Linked DNA regions of Homo sapiens: region 2 is linked to region 1. A link is a loop called in an ENCODE intact Hi-C map of the cell type or tissue named here. Cell type or tissue: PC-3. All regions are shown on one strand. Each heading gives the region's core, and the rest is flanking DNA. Links, peaks and the distances in the headings are about the cores only.

What was found. A loop is a pair of places that touch in the nucleus more often than their neighbours do. Peaks named below come from ENCODE experiments on the same cell type or tissue, not always from the same donor. Only the 100,000 strongest peaks of a DNase experiment are listed, where the experiment ranks them.
Region 2: a loop joins it to region 1, with 8 times the contacts of the local background. A loop is called at or near these places in 6 of 110 quality-filtered maps.

What each region holds. Positions count from the first base shown.
Region 1 is chr7:16,884,799-16,895,747 of GRCh38, reverse strand. It overlaps the pseudogene LOC100131425. Among named protein-coding and RNA genes, the nearest start is that of AGR3, 8.3 kb to the right of the region's middle. RefSeq lists a silencer at 4,089-4,383. In PC-3, for the core only: CTCF peaks have their summits at 3,349 and 4,229; DNase peaks (open chromatin) are centred at 4,217 and 5,677; H3K27ac peaks cover 2,855 bases.
Region 2 is chr7:17,641,748-17,652,696 of GRCh38, reverse strand. No RefSeq gene overlaps it. Among named protein-coding and RNA genes, the nearest start is that of LINC02889, 88 kb to the right of the region's middle. In PC-3, for the core only: a CTCF peak has its summit at 5,869 (motif pointing right); no DNase peak of the experiment used is centred there.

The sequences.
Region 1 (10,949 bases), core at 2,299-7,298:
GTACCACTCAGGACAACCATGGGCAAAGATTTCATGATGAAAACACCAAAAACAATTGCATGGAAAGTCAAAATTGACAAATGGGATATAATTAAACTAAAGAGCTCCTGCATAGCAAAAGAAACTATCATCAGAGTGAACAGGCAACCTACAGAATGGGAGAAAATTTTTGCAGTTTATCCATCTGACAAAGGTCTAGTATCTAGCATCTATAAGGAACTTAAACAAGTTTACAAGAAAAGAAAAAAACACTAAAAAGTGAGCAAAGAACATGAACAGACACATTTCAAAAGAAGACATACATGCAGCCAACAATCCTTTGGAAAAAAAAATCAGTGACACTGATTATTAGAGAAATGCAAATCAAAACCACAGTGAGATACCATCTCATACCAGTCAGAATGGCTATTTTGAAAAAGTCAAAAAGTAACAGATGCTGGTGAGTTTGTGGAGAAAAAGGAATAGTTAAACACTGTTGGTGTGAGTGTAAATTAGTTCAACCATTGTGGAAGACAGTGTGGCAATTCCTCAAGACCTAAAGACAGAAATACCATTTGATTCAGCAGTACCATTACTGGTTATATACCCAAAGGAATATAAATCATTCTATTATAAAGACACATGCACATGTATGTTCATTGCAGCACTATTCACAATAGCAAAGACATGGAATCAACCTAAATGCCCATCAATAATAGACTGGATAAAGAAAATGTGGTACATATATACCATGAAATACTATGCAGCCACTAAAAAGAATGAGACTATGTCCTTTGCAGGGCCATAGATGGAGCTGGAGGCCTTTATCTTTAGCAAACTAACACAGGAACAGAAAACCAAATACTACATGTTCTCACTTCTAAGTGGGAACTAAATGATGAGAACACATGGACACACAGAGGGGAACAGCATAAACTGGGGCCTATTGGAGGGTGGAGGATGGGAGAAGGGAGAGGAGAGGAAAAAATAACTAAGTCGTACTAGGCTTAATACCTGGGTGATGAAATAATCAGTTCAACAAACCCCCATGACACAAGTTTACCTATGTAACAAACCTCCACACATAACCCTGCACTTAAAATAAAAGTTAAAAAAGTAGAAAAGAAAAAAATCAGAAAAAAAATAGGTGAGTGGCTAAAGAAATTGAGATCTGTTTATATAGTGGAATAACACTCGGCAATAACAAGGAATGAACTACCAATACAAGACATAACATGGATGAATCTCAAAAATGTGGTTAGCATAAGAAGCTAAACACGAAAGACCGCATTCTATATAATTTTATTTAGAAAAGACAAAATTAATCTATACAGACAGAAAGAATAGTGGTTGTCTAGGGTTTAGGGTGGGCCATTGACTACAAAGTGGCACAAGGAAATTTTGGAAACTGATGAAAATATTCTGTATCTTAATTGTGCTAGAAGTTACATAAGACTTTCTTCAAAAGTCTTAGAAATGTAATTTTAAATGAATGCATTTTATTCAAATTAAATATCATTAAAGATGTAAAAGTATATATGTGTAAGTGTGTGTGTATATATATATATATTTGTATATTTTTCTAGATTCAAATCATGCCACCTTCAGTAACATCATAGTTAAGTCAGTCACCTGTTGTTGACACTCATTCTGGCTCCTCATGTTTTCTGCCCCATACAGACAAAAGTCATTGCTATATAAAAATAGCTACTGGTCATTTTGCCCTGTGGTCTCTCAGATATACCAAGGTGACTTTGAGCACCTTCTTTCTGCCGAGCCTCCTTTCCCATGTGCACTCAGTCATCATTTGCCTACCATTAACAGGGAATACTAATGAAGTGGAAAGGGGCAGGATATATGGATAGTATGCAGCTCTAGATTTAAGTATTGTAGTCCCTCCTTCTCATTTGCATCCCATCCAAGTTACATTACTCTTTGTCCTTTGCTTCTCACTGTGTTCTGACTCAATAAGCCACATAGTTTGAGGTCTTAATTTGGTCTATGAGACCTTGGATCCTGACTTCTGAAACAGTAGCATTGTTAGAAGCTATCATGGCATCATGGTAATTTCTCATCTTGACAAGACTACAATCTAACTATACACTGTGAAATTCAAAGATGTACAATGGAATCAACCTTAAGAATTGGAATTTTTAAGACATTTGAACAAAAAAAAATACATGTAACAATGAAATAGAGAGAAAACCCCTAAGTAAAAGTGGCCAAACAATGAGAAATAGTGGAATTAAAAGAAAGTAATTTCACATAATAGTAGAAAAATACAGTTCATCGTGACATCAATATGTCTCTGGTATTGGTGAGACAAGGTCCCCAATCATGATGATAATCAGTGATTGTTACAGTTATAGTGCCAAATATTAATAACATGTTCATATTTTTAAATTGTATGCTCCATTCACACTTTTGTCAGTGAACACTTGGCATAATTAAAACAGCGTGGCACAGACACATTGAGATATACATAGGTAGTAGTCCTCTTTCTTTCCATTATAAAAACAGCAGTTTTAATGCATGCAAAGATTAATATAACCCAGATAATTTAGCTGTAAGTTTCGTTCTGAATCACCAAGAAAATGGTACAAGTATTCAGAAGAACAGCTTAAATAATTACAGTAAATTCAAAACATTACCAAAATCACTGGTCTGAAATCAGTCATAGGTCCGTTTCTTCTCAATGAGAATAATCTACAGAAAACAAAAATATCAATCAAGTATCAAATAAGAATTAGGTAACTACTATGGGCTCAGTAATCTAAGCACTGCATACGATGTGAAAACACCTTGAACATGAAAACTGCCTGCTCTTAGGCCCTTGAAATCCAGTCTTTCTTCTTCAACAAATCTACATGAAACAGTTTACATATATTGCAAACTGGTGCATTAATTCTCATGTAGAGCAAAGGAAAAAAATCAGGACACTTTAAAACAAACTTTGTCACCAATACTGAGAACCCCACTCCTATCCCCAGTATCAGTCTACTAATTCCTGGGATCACCAAGGTAATGTAGTTATGTTAGACACGAGTCTGCCTTTCTGAATCTTCTGAGCTGTATCTGCCTCTTGATGCCCATCAGAATCAAGGCCTTCATCACAGCTTGAAAAAAGAAGATGTAGACATGTAAAGACCAAGCTTCTCTCTGCATATTTCATAAAATTTCCCTCCATGTGGGACCTTCCCATCACTAAAGCAATGTAAAAATTAGCAGCCCAGACCATTATCAAGAGGGTAATGAGAATGAACTTTGATACTTGTACTTGGAACCTAAACCAGAGATCTTGTGGGCTCTTGATAAGCCAAGTTATATATACACAGGCTGATATTCAACCAATAGATACTGGTACAGTCATCCCAGTTATTAATATGTCAAAGTACTTCCCTCAGGAGTTGATAAATAGGTACTGCAGCAGTTGTTCCCCATCAGGTCCTCCCTACACCCATATGGAGCACCCTTATTTTCCCCTGGAAGCCCTAGCCATCGCTAGATTTAATTCATTGGTACCTATGCTGCATCAATTGTTAGATATTCTGAATCTATTCCAATAGTGTGTGCCAGTTCACACACATAAAAAGATATATTTAATATAATATCCCTTGGGAGGATGGACTTTTCAGTTCACCCAGTTGCCTAGCAATAAATGGAAACATTAGTTGGGTCCCCTGCCCTCCAGCTGTTTGTAGATATTTTGCTTAAGTAAACAAATGTGACTGTACCTGGTAATTCTACTCTTAACACACAAATACCAGTAACCTGGGGTTCTTCACATCTTTAAGCAAAGAAACTTTGGAAACACCTGATAAAGTTTATAATTGAAGAATATTTGAAAGACAACTTAAGCTTTAAGCATTAAGCTCATTAGAAGAACTAGACTTAGTGATCTGGTCCAGTAAAATTCTCGTTTAGAACCTATTAGGAATATTCTGCACTGAAAATCCTTGGGGGCCTCTATCAGTTCTATTATCTATTAGGGGAAGAAATACCAAGATGTGCAAAGTGGTTAGGAGTTGTTCCTAGTCAATGTCTTAGGAAAATGAATGCAGCTGTCATACATATATTAAAATTCTCCTTTTTCCCCATGGCAAGGTGGATAGGCAAATCATATCACAAGTTCTTATCCAGGAACTTTGCACCACAATCTAAACATGTCTCTTTCCTCTACCATGTTCAAGTTTCACTTCACTGCTAGGTTGCCCGCTCTGCTTTCCTTTGATTGTAGTGACATCTAATGTCAGAGTCAGAGAGTAGCTCAGCTCAGCTCCTGTTCAGTTTCCAAATTGACTCTTCAGGTTGTAAACCCACCTCCTCGGCAGACAGACAGCTCACTAGGATAATTTGTTGGGCCAAGTAAAACATGAACAAAACTGAATTAAACTTGTTTAAATTGAAATGCAATTAGTACTTGAATCATGAATTTTCAAAACTGGCTCCTTCTCCTCTTGAGAGAAGTCTACCCTCTAAAAAATCATGTTTTGGGAAAATACCTAATACATCAGTCCATCTTATTGCTAAGAGAGTTTTCTCACTAGTTCCTGGGCTTAGTGGGCTCACTTGAATAATAGTTATATAATAAATAAGAGAAGCTAATATTTATTGGGAACTCATCAACTATCATTTTTTAAATACTCATTTATTTTCTCTTCCAAAAAAGGGAGCAACTTGACCTTTGTATTTGCTGTCTTATCTTCATTAACTACCAAAGAGCCTGCTCTAGGGTAGGCCCACATGTTTGGGAAGGTACTGCCTGCTTTCTGTCACTTTTCATGTTCTCTCACATTTCATCATTACAACACTTCTGTGCGATAAATATTATCAACATTTCTATTTGCATTAGTAATTTCTCTGTGGTCATGGTGGCTACTGAGCAGGATTGGAACCCAGACATCCTAGCCCCAGAATAGAAGGACCACTGGAGGCTGGATGCTCAGGGCAAATGGCCCCATGATCACTTCTCCTCGCATAACTAACAAGTCATGACAATTGTTAAGGCAATGACAACAATGTTAGAGGAAGTATCACAAAAGGTGGGATTGAAATCAGTGGTCACACTGTGAAGTAAGGTGTGAAAAGAAAATTCTCTTTTCGTGTTCATGCTTGACTAGAGAATCAATTCCTTGTCATGATCCCCTATGGGCCCACTCCTCCAGATGCCAGAACCTGTCTACTCTCCTTCTCTAGGACTCCCACTCTTAACTACTATGCATACTGACTTCCATAGTGGAAAGAACACAAAATTTGGGTTCAAATGATCTAAGTTTAAGACCAGGCTCTGCTACTTACTGTGAGTTTGGACAACTCACTCAACCTATGTTAGGTTCAATTTAAAGTGGAGTAAATGGTAGCATTCTATACAAGATGCCAAACTCAGCCCACATTCTTCTATTTTGAATATAGTAAGGAGACAATTATACCCACTTGGAAATGACAGATAGATGTACTTAGTCAAACTGAAAATTCAAGAAATCTCTCTAAGACAGCACAGACAGATGTGAGGACTGACATGCCCATAATCTAATACGTATAAAAGACAGCCTGCAGGGCTTAAGGGAAGGGACAGCACCTGCCTCCAAAAGGTTTGCAGTGGGGCCTGAAAATAAAGCTAAGTCATGCAATGATTTGTGGGAGAAATTGTTCATTCTGCTGGCATTTCCAGGAAGTACAATAAAACCTGGAGTCTTCATGCAGTGGGGAGCTACAAAGGCAACCACAGTGTAAACCTGACAAAGGTGCTGGCTTAGGAAATGAGGTCACTCTGGAGGTTTAATAGCTGGCTAAACCCCTTACAGAAGCATCTTATCATACAGATATAAAAACAAGATCTGTAGTCATAAACAAAACAATTTGAAGCTAGAAAAGAGGTTTCAAACTGAAAAGTGTGATTGCTAACTTTTTTACTGTAATGGGAACAATAAAGAATAAACTGACTACTACAAGGATCAAATCGGTTAAAAAAAAAAAAGAGAAATTCAGGCCTCTGTGGAGGCAGACTAAAGAGATGCAAATTATAAAGGACACATAGATAATAATGTCAGATTTCCAATACAGATGGTCTTACTACGGTTTGACTTATAATTTTAACTTTATAATGGTGCAAAAGCCATATGCATTTAGTGGAAATCATACTTTAAATTTTGAATTTTGATCTTTTTCCAGGCTAGTAATATGTAGTAGCAGACTCTCTTGTGCTGGGCAGAGGCAGCGAGCCCCAGCTCCCAGTCAGCCATGAGATCTGGAGGGTAAATCAATACTCTACAGTGCAGTGTGTTGCCAAACGATTTTACCCAGTTGAAGGCTAATGTAAGCGTTCTGAACACATTTAAGGTAGGCTAGGCTAAGCTACAATGTTCAGTAGTTTAGGTATATCAAATGCATTTTCAACTTGCAATATCTTCAACTTATAATGTGTTTATCAAGATGTAACTCCACCGTAAGTCAAGGAACATCTCAAATCTGGAAAACAAGTTTTACAGAAATAAAGAGTTGATCATAATGAAAATCAATAACCAGCTAGATGATAAGAAGAAACACTTCTAGAAACTGAACACAGCCTTGGGTGTTTATAATTAGACACATTTATTGAGTCTTAGGCAAAATTAAGAAGTAGCAATTTATATTTTATAATACCTTGATGAATTTTTTAACCAAAACACTTCTATTTTAGTCTTCGAAGAAACTCTTTTCTTCTTTTCCAAGATAATCATGATTAACTTACAAAAATGGGTATACATCTTCAAAACATTTCCCTTAATAGGAAACTTAGCTTTACAGGATCTAAACACTAAAAGGCAAAAAAAAAAAAAATCTATTTTCTTTTCATTACAAGACAAAACAGAATCCAGCATAAGTCAAGGAAACACATTCATACCTCAGGTCCTCCTCCTCCATGAACCAACATTATTATATTATTTCCGTTTAGCAAAATCTGATCTAATTTAGTATTCTTTCTTCTGGTGGGATTTCAAACTCAGTGATATCTTGCAGTACCATATTGACAAAGTTATCAAATCCTAGAAGAGTATCAACAATTTCCTTATCAGTTTTCATCACAATGAGAATTTTTGATTCTTACATTTGTCTACAAGCTCTAGCAGTAGCAGCTGTAAGGAGCTGGTACTAGTGTTAGCCGCCATAACTGTGATGGAAATGGCCTTGGTTAACATTTTTTTTTTTGGACAGAGTCTTGCTCTGTTGCCCAGGTTGGAATGCAGCGGTGCCATCTTGGCTCACTGCAACCTCCGTCTCCCAGATTCTAACGATTCTCCTGCCTCAGCCTCCTGAGTAGCTGGGATTACAGGTGTGCAACACCATGCCCAGCTAATTTTTGTATTTTTAATAGAGACTGGGTTTTGCCATGTTGGCCAGGCTAGTCTCGAACTCCTGACCTCAGGTGACTCGCCCGCCTCAGCCTCCCAAAGTGCTGGGATTACAGGCGTGAGCCCACCACGCCCGGCCTTGATTAACATTTTTAATTTTAATAACAAGCAAATAATTCTACAAGCTTCTAGACAAGAAAAAAAGATAGGTCACACAATAACGACAGATGGTCCTCAAACCTTTCTTCCATACCAAATAGAAGATGGTGTACACTAAACAGTCAGAACCCTCAACAGCTATATCTAAAATGTACTGAACTATGAATAATCCAACATTCAAGCAAGCTCTCATTCCCATGAGATGAACAAAAAGGCATTTTAGACTTACAAAGATTAATTAATATCACCAATGTACCCTTCTTCTAAAATTATACACACACAAAAATTTTACCCAGCCTATTAGTAAAGTAAAATAAATAATGATAAAGATATGACATAAAAGAAATTTCAATCAAAAATGAAACTAAATGTCAAAAAAGTTTAAATATTTAATTATGAAATAAGCAAATGCTAAATAATGTTATCAATTAAGATGCTGCCTGATAGCTAAAAGTAACAAAAACTCAGCTGGCTTAAACAATACGAAGAAAATTTTTTTCTTAGAAAAAGCCCTAAGATACGACAGTTTCAGGCTGGAGGCTGGTTAAAATGGTGATTCTAATATTTTAACCAGCCTTCAGCCTGACACAGATTCTCTCCATCTTTCTCTCAGTCTCTTTAAGGTACATCAACGTTGTTCTTCCTAAGCATCCTCATGAAACTAAGGTGGCTGTCAGAGTTCAATACATTGCATCCAGATCTGACTATATCAGTGGAAATGGGAGCCATTTTCTTTACATTTATTGATTTTTATTAACGAGAGGAAACTTTCCTTATATTTCCCCTATTTCATCAGCAAGAATTATATCACATGTTTATGCCTAAACCAACAGTGATTTAGAAAGATGACCACCATGATTGGGTAAAAATAGACCAGGGGTTCAGCCTCATCACTAATGACATTTTGGGATGGATAATTCTTTGTTGGAGGGAGCTATTCTGTACATTGTTTAGAATCCTCCTTGCTCTCTACCCACTAGATACCTATAGCACCCTCCCCAATTGAAACAATCAAAAATGTCTCCAGACATTGCCAAATGTACCCTGGTTAAGAACCACTGGAATACACTAATCAATCTAGCCCCTGAGTCTGGCTATGGGGCCCACCTTAAATATAAAACAGCACGGTAGAAAGGGAAAAGCTGAACCAAATCAGTGTTTCAGAAAAGAGAGCTATATGAAAGAAAAATAGTCTTAAGTAAACAACCAACAATATTTTGTACAGTAATTCTTTAAAAACAATATATAGCAATGGTAAAAATATGAACTTAAAATTCTGTATTAATCAACTAAGAGGGGTCAGGTGTAGTGGCTCACACCTGTAATCTCAGCACTTTGGGAGGCTGGGCAACTTAGTGAGACCCTGTCTCTACAAAAAACACAAAAATTAGCTGGGTATGGGTGGCACGTGCTTGTGGTCCCAGCTATTCTGGAGGCTGTGGTGGGAGGATCGCTTGAGCCCAGAAGGTAGAGGCTGCAGTGAACTGTGATCATGCCACTGCACTCCAAGCTGAGAAATAGACTGAGGCCCTGTCTCAATAAATAAATAAATAAATAAATAAATAAATAAATAAATAAATAAAATCAAGAGGGAAATGAATGAAGAGTTTTAGCAGGACTGAGGACTGTCAGTGTATGGTTTAATCATCAAGCACAGAAAATGTCAATTTGTACTTACAAGAATATACAATTTAGTTGACTTTTAGAAATACATCTTTGAAAACTAATTTTCATTGTGGATTTGTATATACAATATTTAGCCCTTAAGAAGAAGATCAACTAGAGGTGCTATATTCTCTTTCAGGAGATAATCTTCTATTAGAATTTTTGAAGCTATCAAAATAAAATGATTCCCTATGGAAAGATTCATAATTTCCCTAGAAACATACTTTATTCTATGGCTTGGTGCTTTTATGTCTGCAACTTATGAATATATTTATTTTTTCATGTTAAAACATAACTTTTAAAACTCGGATCACATTATAACACCTTATTTGCCATCTTAAAAATGTTCTTTATCCTCTAATCTCATGGTAAGACCACATCCATATTCTCCAGCCTGTTGAACGGAGCCAAATGCCCCACACATCACTCAAGAGCCCTACCACTCTTTCCTCCCCACACCCGTTATTGTCTCCCTCCTTTCCCTGCTTCTGTTACTCTCTGGCTCTGCTTTCTTCTTCCCATTTTCTGTATCTATTCTTCATCTACTTGAGAACTATTTGGGGATCTCACTTCAGATTTACCATGGCTGCCTCCCAGCTCTGCACAATCCATTTTAATTTTATTCATGTCTTCCAAAACAGGCCCTCCCTGACCTGGGCTGAGGAAACTGGCCAGGCTGAGTCCCTGATCTCCACCATGGCAGGAAAAAATGATATGCCTGTTTAAGATATAAAAGCATTTTTATGGGAAAAAGTACAAAGTTATCACGACAAGCTACAGGTAAGAGCCTGATTGAAGGACTTGAATCTCTAATCCAAAAGCTACATGCACAATTCTACTTAATCTTACTTAGCTCACAGGGCAAATACCAAGGAATAAATCTCATTTATATTTATATTGTAAAAATACCACAGGTTTATCAAGTGTTTAGATGTAATACCCTGCAAGTTCAGAGACTTTATGCTTAATGGAAATAAAACATTATTGTTTTGCAATGGGAAGTGTAACTAATTTTGACAGAGCAAGAACCTGTAGGTTACAGACATTGATTATGAGAGGCTTATAAAAACACTATGCATTTAAATGTTTGGTATAAAATTGCACAGCTCAATAATGAATTCTGGAGGTATCTATTCCTTTAACCCAAAGAGTCTTTTTTCTCCAAACCCAATATTTTTAAAAATAACTATTTGCCTCTACAGGATTTAGAAAACAGTGATACATAAATGCTCTCTGCAAGACATTATTCTCTTTCATTTACTGAATAGTTTCACAAATACCTGTCCTAATATGGTACAATCTTCAATATTATTACATAAAAAAGAGGTTCAGAAGTATTCATTGAATGGCACCATTTGTGTTAATATACAAACATAAATAGGTAGATGTATAAACCGTTATTGCCTCAAGAAGACCCATAGACTGGGCAAGAGGAATACCTACTTTCCACTGTCAGCCTTTTAAAATGTATATATATTTTCTTAGTAAGAGACTGATAAACTGAAATACAGACAAACAGATGGACACATACACACACACACACACACACACACACACACAAAGTGAATAGGTAATCCTAATCCTATATTTAACCAATGATTTATGTGACCAATTAAACTTGTAAAAATATAGAACAATGCCCTCAAAAGAATCAACTCCAAGAGCAAAACAGCTTGATTTATTATTAAAAGAGTATATAATTAGACACACTTATATTCTGTTCCTGAATAGAATGAAACAGAGAGGCCCTACAATTTTGTAGCTTGGAAATTTAATGAAACATTTAAAATAATTATAAGGCAAGATGACTTATGT
Region 2 (10,949 bases), core at 2,827-7,826, 760 kb before region 1:
ACCATGTTGGCCAGGATGGTCTCGATATCCTGATCTCGTGATCGGCTCACCTCAGCCTCCCAAAGTGCTGGGATTACAGGCATGAGCTACTGTGTCTGGCCGACAGTGCACATGTTTTGATCCTTGACTCATCCTATTACCTATTTGCTGTTATGTTTATGTTGAAAAAATGTTGCTGCTGTTAATATGGCTGCTATCCTAATGTACAAAACAAAGGATGTCCAAGTGTTACCTCCCAAGCAAAGAGATCTTATTAATGGTGGAAGTGAAAAGCCCCAAGACACTCACTGAGTGAGTGAGGCTACAAGAGGGGCCCCAGGCCTGTAAACAATCTGTTATCATTGATGTCTTTCCAGTTTCTCCCACCAGTGTATAATTTAAAACTCAGTTGGCCTGTGCTTTTTGACTTGATTACAACAGTTCCCAGCCTGTGAGGCGTTAAGCCAAAGTGGTTTTCATTAATTTGCCTTCTCCCTGAAGATTTTAGGCTTGCTGTTTCAAAGAAAGCTAGATACCACAATGAGCCAACTATTTGGTGAGAAGTTTCTCCTCGGGGAGAGAGCTGTTTGCTGCAATTCCAGCCTTCCAAATGTCAAACGTTACTCATTCTAGCTTTGGCTCTTGTAAATATGTGTAGTCCTTTTTATTTTAATTTGAGAGTGTTTGCCTCCACTGGTAGCTCAGGGAATTTTTACTTGCCGTTTGAAATCTAACCCTGGAACACAAAAAGTATGACTAATCCTACTTACTGGAATTTCAGTGTTTTCATCAAGGCTGCCTTTTCCATTTCCAATTTTATATAATAAGGGCAAAATACCAACTGGCAAACATATTCCTTTTTTTTCTTGGTTGCTGTACATTAAACTATCTACTGTGTTATAATAAAAAGTGATGCTTCATAATAGTGATTTTTGCAATTGAGACAAAACAGTTTCCAAGGGTATTTAAAGAGTGGATAGTTCATGATATGAATCCCCAGCTAATATATTTACACAAAGAAGCCTAAAGGTTTCAGCTGCTTTTCATCTTCTGTATGGCAAAGATATTAGGTTATCTCTAGGCAAGAAGAATGGTTAATACACTAGAGTCACAGCCAATGGAAAGATTTTAGAACAATATACAAACACTCGTGCCATAACACTGACTTAGTTAAGCAATTATTGTGATGACCATTGGAAAGATGAGAGTATCAGCTAACGCAAACCAAGTTTTTGTCTTCTTTCATAGGAATCCTTTATCATTTCCTTATGTCTTAGAGCTCCAAATGTGGATTTCTGGAATGCTGTTGGGAAGATCTCATATGAGGAAGCTCTAGTGGAATTGGGTTGAGACTTACTGACCAGGCAGTTCTTTAAAGACAATATCTGAGTAGCTTAGAGGGAATATAGGTACTAATTTGGAATGACCTAAAAAGAGATTTCCAATCCTTTCTGCTTTAAGCAATCACCTGGAGATTTGAAAAATGTAGATCTCCAGTTCCCATTCCCAGAGTTTCCAGTTCAGTGGGTCAGTGTACCTATGTTTGCTTCCAGATTATTCTGGGTGCTGTCACAACTGGGAACCCCTGGCTCCAGTTGTCAGTTTGTAACTGTATCTACAAAGAAATTATTATGAATTATTGGATCTGCAGGGGCTGCGGAATTTGGCATGTAAAGGAAAACTTTTTGCTTTGTGGTTTAATCTGCAGATCACCCTAAATCTCTTGTTGTTAGTATGGCTTCTTTGACTCCTCATGGCCTGACACACTTGTGGGTCAATTACTAAGCACTCAGCTGGAACTACTATGACCTGGCCCCGGGTGGATATCAGAAACACCTGTGGAGCTACTTGAAACTAGATTATTTTTTTCCAGAATTCCTGAATCACAGTCTTAGGGAGGGGTCCAGATATCCATTCTTCTATAAGCTTCATCGTTGATTTTGAAAAGCAGCTAATTTTGAGAATCTCTGAGTTATACTAATGGGGAGGAATATTGATTGACTGGCATTGGATACTAATTGAAGCTATAGAGAAATCACGTTAATTTGATTAAGATGATTAAAACTATTCATTTCACTATTCTATGATTTAGGCTTTGTGTTTGATCAACAGATATTTGGTAATGGTCATATGACCATTACAAGAGGGGGCAGAACTCTTTACCACTTGAAGTATATAAAAGCTTTCAGATACAGCTTAAGGTGAATCTTTAAGGCAAATATTTCCTTAGAACCTGAATAGGGAGTGAAGTAGGGGGGCATACCGTTCCGGGTGAAAAGGACAAAATGAATGAAGTGATTAAGATGGGAACTAGAATTCTGTGCTAGTAAGACAATGTGTCTTAGAGCTCCAAATATGGATTTCTGGAATGCTGCTGGGAATAACTTGTATGAGGAAGCTCTAGTGGCATTGAGTTGAGACTTACTGACCAGGCAGTTCTTTTAAGGCAAGATCTGAGTAGCTTAAAGGGAATATTGATATTAATTGACCTAAAAAGAGATTTCTAAACCTGGAAGACAATGTGTTTTCCATATATAGTGGGAAATAATGGAATATAAAATGTACAAAGTGGACTGGGGTCTTGGAAGTGGCTTGAAGTTGAAAGAAATCAGAAGCCATTACAGCATTTTTGTTGTATCAATTTACAGGAGTAAAGTGAAAACATTTTCTTTTTTTTTTTTTTTTTTGAGATGGAGTCTTGCTCTGTCGCCCAGGCTGGAGTGCAGTGGCGTGATTTCGGCTCACTGCAAACTCCGCCTCCCGGGTTCATCCCATTCTCCTGCCTCAGCCTCCTGGGCAGCTGGGACTACAGGCGCCTGCCACCATGCCAGGCTAATTATTTTTTTGTATTTTTAGTAGAGAGGGGGTTTCACCTTGTTAGCCAGGATGGTCTCGATCTCCTGACGTCATGATCCACCGGCCTCAGCCTCCCAAAGTGCTGGGATTACAGGCTTGAGCCACCGTGCCCGGCCAGTGAAAACATTTTCTCTTGGTAGGGTAGGCAGAAGTTCAGAGGCAGGGCTGTGGCAGTAATGCAGACTAAAGAGATGAGACTTGGTCTAGTAGTGCTGGGGGATTGGAGCAGGATAGATTTGGCAAACATGTATGGAAGTAGTCTAAATGAAAATTATTTTATTTGCAGATTATTTATACATTTTCTGCTTAAGAAAAAATTATCCTGCAGAAGAGGGCATAAAATATCTATCTCTGCAACTGCATAATAACTTCTTTGGTCAAACTGGTTTATTGTTTAAATGGTCAGCAAAAACATTCAGAATCAGCATTAGCAAGATATTTGGTTATGTTCCTGGTTGAAACTTAATATGAGCATACAGTCAGTATAGTTTATTGCTTGTGTAGCAAGCAGACAGACATTCACGTATTTGGGTATTGGGAATAAGCAGGTAAGACAAATCAGTATAATTAACTGTAAAGCTGCCTAAATAGTCCTTTTATCCCAATATGTGTAATGTTTGCGGTTTTAAATGCTTTTATACAAACAGAGTGACATTAAAAGACAAAGATTTTGAAATTTTCCTGGTTTCCTCCAATCATGCCCCTAGTATCTTTCAACATCCATTTCAAAAACTGCCTTGTGGGCAAATATTTCCTTAGATGCTCCTTTACATGCTTTACCTTCCATCTGATGGCTCCAGTTGTTTCTACTCTCCCTTCTCTCACTCCCAGAGTCTTGATGCCAGAGGACTCAAGTGAGCAGAGGTCTTTGGTCCAAGGCAGCAGATGGCCTCTGTAAAAATCAGAGGACTCTCTCTGCCGCCAGAGCAATGTAAGGGAGACTCAGACTAGCTGAGGTGGACTCCTGGAATCTGGGATCTGGGGTGGAGCAGAATAGGGAACAATGAGAGTCAGAAAAGATGTGGAAAGATCTGCTTTAAGATGTGGATATATCAGGTGTCAAGGTTGTAAAATAGCTTACAAGTAGGAAAGCAGTTCTATAAACATTCACCAGCAGGCACTGGGAAAATAGCACTGAACAGAGCTGGACATAGCCTTTGCTCTTGTAGAGCCATGCCTCAAAATAACCTCCATTTATGAGGAAAAAGATGGGGAATTATAGAATATATACCAACTCTTTATGCTTTTTGACCCTATGTCAGTTTTGTGGGAATAACTCCTGCCTTGCCGCAAAGCACAGCCTTCACACTTTATTAGATTCAATATTGTGTTGCTTCATGTCCTTAAACATGAAAATGAAATTGAAAGGTGGACAGATCTGAACAGCACAGATTTGGGGTGCTGGCTCTTATGGCTGAAGTAAAGAGCTATATGATGGCTTAATTTTTTTTAACAGTCTATGGGCTTTTTCTCAGGACACCAGTCCAATTTCTCTGTAATTGTTTTTTTTGTTCTCTTAGGAAATTCAGAGAGATTGCAATGTTATTAAGCTCATAATATTTTTCTTTTCTTTTTGAAGTTCTAGTTCATTTATTTTAACCTTTAATATTCCATTGTATCAATATACTACAGTTTTTTTAAACCCATTCTCCTATTGATATTTAGATTATCTCCAGTTTTATGTTCTGACAAACATAATCTCAAGAATTTCTTAATCATTATCTAATCAAAGGTTAAAGAATGGCCTCAATTATTACTATGAACAATAGCAAGAGAAATGTAATTTGTCCATCATGCTGTCAAATACAATAATGCCAATATAAATTTCCTTAATGAACAATGAACACTTCTATTCAGTTACAAAAATTTTTTGGCTAAGTGGTAGCTGGAGATTGGACTTTGTGCTAATACTTAGGTTAATTGCATCTCATGTTAATATGTCTTAGTGGGTGCAATTAAGTAGAATTATAACTTGTTCATGTTATAATTCCTTTTGCCTTTCTAATTCATCGGTGAACTCCCATAACTTAACTCCTCCTTCGTTTAGGTGTCTGCCGCTTCACAGGGGAGAGAATGTTAGGAGATTTTCTTTTATAGCTTAGGTTACTTTGACAGAGAAATATTAGGCATCATCTTAATTTCAGCATGATCATCCTTTTTTTTTTTTGAGATGGAGTTTTGCTCTTGTCGCCAGGCTGGAGTGCAATGGTGCAATCTTGGCTCACTGCAACCTCCACCTCCTGGGTTCAAGTGATTGTTCTGCCTCAGCCTCCCAAGCAGCTGGGATTACAGGTGCCTGCCACCATACCCAGCTAATTTTTGTATTTTTAGTAGAGACGGGCTTCCACCATGTTGGCCAGGCTAGTCTTGAAGTCCTGACCTCAGGTGATCCACCCAGCTTGGCCTCCCAAAATGCTGGGATTACAGGTGTGAGCCAGTGCACCCAGCCATCATCCCTTTTTGAAGGCAGAACCACTGGATATGTCAATCAGTTGCTGGAAGATTCACTCCCATGGTCCTTCTAACACCATACCTTGGCCACATCCTCAACTGGAATTCAAACTTGGGGTTAGAAGGAAAATGCTCTTCACCAGCCCTTAAAGATTTCTAACGTAAACTTACAGCAGTAGTCCCTTAAATATGAAGAATAATCAAGCTCAATAAATACTTTGATATTTTTGAAAAAAATGACAGATTTTCGGCATTGAGAAATTCTCTGAAGTATAAGCATATCCAAGAAGAATGTCATATATTCTGTCCTTTTCTTGCTAGATGGAATGTTTAAAAGCTGGATAACACTGCATTCGAATGTTAATTCATGTTTTGGGTTCAGTTTCATAGCTCAGCATCTGATATTTATTATGAATTCACCTGAGGTATATTTTCTTTATTTTTTAAGCGATATAGTCCCTAGTTTGAAAGATAACTTGAGAGATTGATTCTTGACACAGTTAAATTCTCTTTCTCTTGAGCCGTGTTTTTTAACCTCAGATATTGGTCTTAAAAAAAAAAAAATCCAGTGCCAGAAACTCCCAGCAGATGTCATTGTAAGGCAGATTTGTTTAGCAAGGCTTTTCTAGAATAGTGAATAGAATTGTTGCATATAGTAGTGATGTGTGTATTAGGCACTGGAGTTAATTGATTCTAGTCTCATCAGAGTGGGATTTGTTATGAAGAGGTAAAGAGATTCCTGGGATTCTTGCCTGTCCTTTTATAATGTGGGAGCACTGCTTTTCTGCAATATAAGTTAGAGAACAAGAGTAACAGCTTTTCACCCAAGCATTTCCTGGGCTACTCTACCTGGGGCTACCAGCTTAGCACAAGGCATGACTGTGTTCTGCATGGGACAGAAGAGCCATGGGGAGGAGACTGTTGCTTAGACATATAATGTAGTAAGTGAGGGAGGTGCAGTTTCAAATCAGAGAGCCTCACTAATTCTAGACTCCACACCCTTAGTCCTGAAGGGAAAATACAAATGGACATGAAAACATGTGTCCCAATAGAGCACATCTGGTCCTTATCTAAAACGGAAAGGCGAATTATATTGGAACTGCCTAACTGATTTCATGGATATCAATTTCAAGTGAAAAAAACATTTATTCCCAGGGAAGGTCACGATACATTGTCTTATTTACTATAAATGTAAATGAAAGTCAACCTAAATTCGCCTTTGTTTCCATGTATATATGTGGTGATATATGTTGGTTACCTATGAAGATCTTATTCTTTTACTCATCAATATTGTAAGAGCTTGTTTCTCACTTAACGATTTTTACATTGCTTGATTAGATTTTAAAAATAAACTCCTTTGATGAAGCCCTCTTTTAAAGCCAGAAATATACTTTGTATTGTATAACATTAACTGAAATGCAAATTGCTTAGAAAATGTTAATACAATGTGTTTGGAAATCAACTACTTTTAAAAAACTGCAGGGATCAGGTAAAAGAGGAAAACTATATCAAAGATGGAAGGATGAAAGTGTGAGGAAATAGTAAAAGATATGGACTTGGATATGGATTTGGATATTCCAACTGAGTATCTCCACTTAACTGACTCAACATATTAACCAATTTTTTTTTCTTATACTATCTGATGTCTGTATCATCCTGAAAGTAAGCTAGCAGGATCCCCACAGTTTTGCTTTCCCAATAGAATTGTGTGCCTGCCAAGGGTCAGGTGAGTTTGTCCCAATCCTGTTTATGCCACCTATACTTGCCATTGAATTAAAGTGGGTAATTGCAATATTATGTGAACCGTGAAATATGACTGCAAAATAAAAGGGGATTTTTATTTCTCTGAAAACTAATTATATATAATGCTTAGAAAGACTTGATAAAGAGAAGTTACTAGACTTGCTATTAAATTTGGATGTGGATGAAACAAATATAAGAGGTTGGAGGGGAAACTGAAAATCTTGAAGGCCTGTATTCTAAAATTTCTGCAAAATTATTTCTGGGTTCTTGCAAGGGAAGTGGGGATTTGGAGAGAACGCCTTGTGGATGTGGGTTATTCAGGAAAGATGATATGGATTTCTAATCAGATAATGTGCACTCAATAAAAGGAGACCCTCTACATTAAAAGATTGGTAAATTCATGTTTATTTTCAGGTTTTAAATTACAATATTTGATTTTAAAACTCCTCTACTTTGTTCAGCTTTTTCAAGTAACTGACAAACTATCGATATTGATCTTACCAGATGAAAGTTACTGCTCTGCATTTTAAAAATAATTTTTAATTATAGGCTATGGGTATTAGCCTGTTTTCATGCTGCTGATAAAGACATACCCAGAGGCTGAGGCGAGTGGATCACAAGGTCAGGAGATCGAGACCATCCTGGCTAACACGGTGAAACCCTGTCTCTACTAAAAATACAAAAAATTAGCCAGGCGTGGTGGCGGGTGCCTGTAGTCCCAGCTACTCGGGAGGCTGAGGCAGGAGAATGGCATGAACCTGGGAGGCGGAGCTTGCAGTGAGCAGAGATCGTTCCGCTGCACTCCATCCAGCCTGGGCGACAGAGCGAGACTCTGTCTTAGAAAAAAAAAAAAAAAAAAAGACATACCCAAGACTGGGTAATTTACAAAAGAAGGAGATTTAATGGACTTACAGTTCTATGTGGCCAGGGAGACCTTACAACATGGTGAAAGGTGAAAGGCACATCTCACATGGCAGCAAACAAGAGAAGAGAGCTTGTGTAAGGAGACTCCCATTTTTAAAACCATCAGATCTCATGAGACTTATTCACTATCACAAGAACAGCACAGGAAAGACCTGCCCCCATGATTCAATTACCTCCTACCAGGTCCCTCCCACAGCACATGAGAATTCAAGAAGAGATTTGGGTGGGGACATAGCCAAACCATAATATTCCACCCCTGGACCCTCCCAAATCTCAAGTCTTCACATTTCAAAACCAATTATGCCTTCCCAACGGTCCCCCAAAGTCTTGACTCATTTCAGCATTAACTCAAAAGACCACAGTCCAAAGTCTCATTCGAGACAAGGCAAGTCACTTCCACCTATGAACCTATAAAATCAAAAGCAAGTTAGTTACTTCCTAGATACAATGGGGGGTACAGGCATTGGGTAAATACAGCTATCCAAATAAAAGAAATTGGCCAAAACAAAGGGGCTACAGGCCCCATGTAGGTCCAAAATCCAGCAGGGCAGTCAAAACTTAAAACTCCAAAATGATTTCCTTTGACTCCATGTCTCATGTCCAGGTCATGCTGATGTAAGAGATGGGCTCCCATGGCCTTGGGCAGCTCTGCACCTGTAGCTTTGCAGGGTATATGCCCCCTTCTGGCTGTTTTCATGGGCTGGAATTGAGTGTCTGTGGCTTTTTCAAGTGCACAGTGCAAGCTGTCAGTGGATCTACCATTCTGGAGTCTGGAGGATGGTGGCCCTCTTCTCACAGCTCCACTAGGTAGTGCACCAGTGGAGACTCTGTGTGAAGGCTCTGACCCCACATTTCCCTTCTGCACTGCCCTAGCAGAGGTTCTTCATGAGGGCCCCACCCCTGCAGCAAACTTCTGCCTGGGCATTCAGACATTTCCATACATCTTCTGAAATCTAGGCAGAGGTTCCCAAACTCCAATTCTTGACTTCTGTACACTTGCAGGCTCAACACCGCATGGAAGCACCTCTGAGGCCATGGCCAAGCTCTACGTTGGCCCCTTTCAGCCATGGCTGGAACAGCTGGAACACAGGGCACCAAGTCCCTAGGCTGCATACAGCATGGGGACCTTGGACCTGGCCCACAAAACCATTCTTTTTTCTCCTAAACCTTGGGCCTGTGATGGGAGGGACTGCAGCAAAGGTCTCTGATATGACCTGGAGACATTTTCCCTATGGTCTTGGTGAACAGTTGGCTCCTCGTTACTTTGGCAAATTTTTGCCACCAGCTTGAATTTTTCCTCAGAAAATGGGATTTTCTTTCCTATTGCATTGTCAGGTTGCAAATTTTCCAAAATTTTATGCTCTGCTTTCCTTTTAAAACTGAATGCCTTTAACAGTACCCAAGTTACCTCTTGAATGCTTTGCTGCTTAGAAATTTCTTCTGCCAGATGCTCTAAATCATCTATCTCAAGTTCAAAGTTCCACAAATCTGTAGGTCAGGTGCAAAATGCCACCGGTCTCTTTGCTGAAACATAACAAGAATCACCTTTGCTCCAGTTCCCAACAGGTTCCTCATCTCCATCACAGACCACCTCAGCCTGGATGTCATTGTTCATATCATTATCAGCATTTTGACCAAAGCCATTCAACAAGTCTCTAGGGAGTTCCAAATTTTCTCACATTTTCCTGTCTTCTTCTGAGCCCTCCAAACTGTTCTAACCTCTGCCTGTTACCCAGTTCCAAAGTTGCTTCCACGTTTTTGGGTATCTTTTCAGCAGTGCCTGCTCTACTGGTACCAATTTACTGTATTAGTCCATTTTCATGCTGCTGATAAAGACATACTTGAGACTGGACAATTTACAAAAGAAAGAGATTTAATGGACTTACAATTCCACATGGCTGAGGAGGCCTCATAATCATGGTGGAAGGTGAAAAGCACATCTCACATGATGGCAGAGAAGAGAAGAGAGCTTGTGCAGGGAGACACCCATTTTTAAAACCATCAGATCTCATGAGACTTATTCACCATCACAAGAACAACATGGGAAAGACCTGCCCCATGATTCAGTTACTTCCCACCCACAACATGTGGGAATTTAACATAAGATTTGGGTCCCACCCACAACATGTGGGAATTTAAGATGAGATTTGGGCGGGGACACAGCCAAACTGTTAACACTATGATTTCAGAATGTAGCCACTACAGAGTTTATGCTATACCACAATGGACACTCTTTAGATGAGCTCAGTGATTTTCTAGGTATATGTTTTAGTCTTTTCTAAAAAAATGATTTTATAAACAGGTTAAGTAAATACTTTAAACTGGTGAACTACTTCTTGGCTTAGAATGATTTTATTCCAGATAATGATGTCAAGCTTAATTTTTATATGATGTGATTATAAAACAACTTTATAATTTCATAAATAATCATTTTTTTCATACACAGCTCTTGCTGGCATGTTGAGGATCTTGACAGGCTGACTTTGGGTTATAGGCTGGGAAAACTGACCCAGACACAGGGAGATGAACCTTGTGGCAAGCCACAGTCAGTTTGGTCCACGGTCAAGAAGATTCTAGTTTGAAATGTAAGAGAGTGGCGCATAGAGTATTCTCGACCAGAAGTGGCTCTACTTTTTTAGGCCATGTCTTATAGCACTTAAGTTAATCCAGCTTCCCAAATCATTGCAAATATGAAAAAATAGGTACATCCTATGCATAACTCCGACCTTACTAAGTGTACTTCTAAATTCACATAGTAGCAAAATGAGGACAGCAGGGATTGTTGTGATAACAAAAGAATCCTTTTGTTGTTTGCATCCATCATGTTTAACTCCAGAGTTGTTTGTCTTTAAAACAATTCTAATGTTACAATGGCAGTAGGAAGAACTATCTTTCACAGGGATAAACTTCCTTTTGAGGTTTCAGGTGGTGACAGGCAGAGACGGCAATGAGAATGAATTAAAAAAAGGTGGAAGATGAAGAGAAGAAAAGCAGAC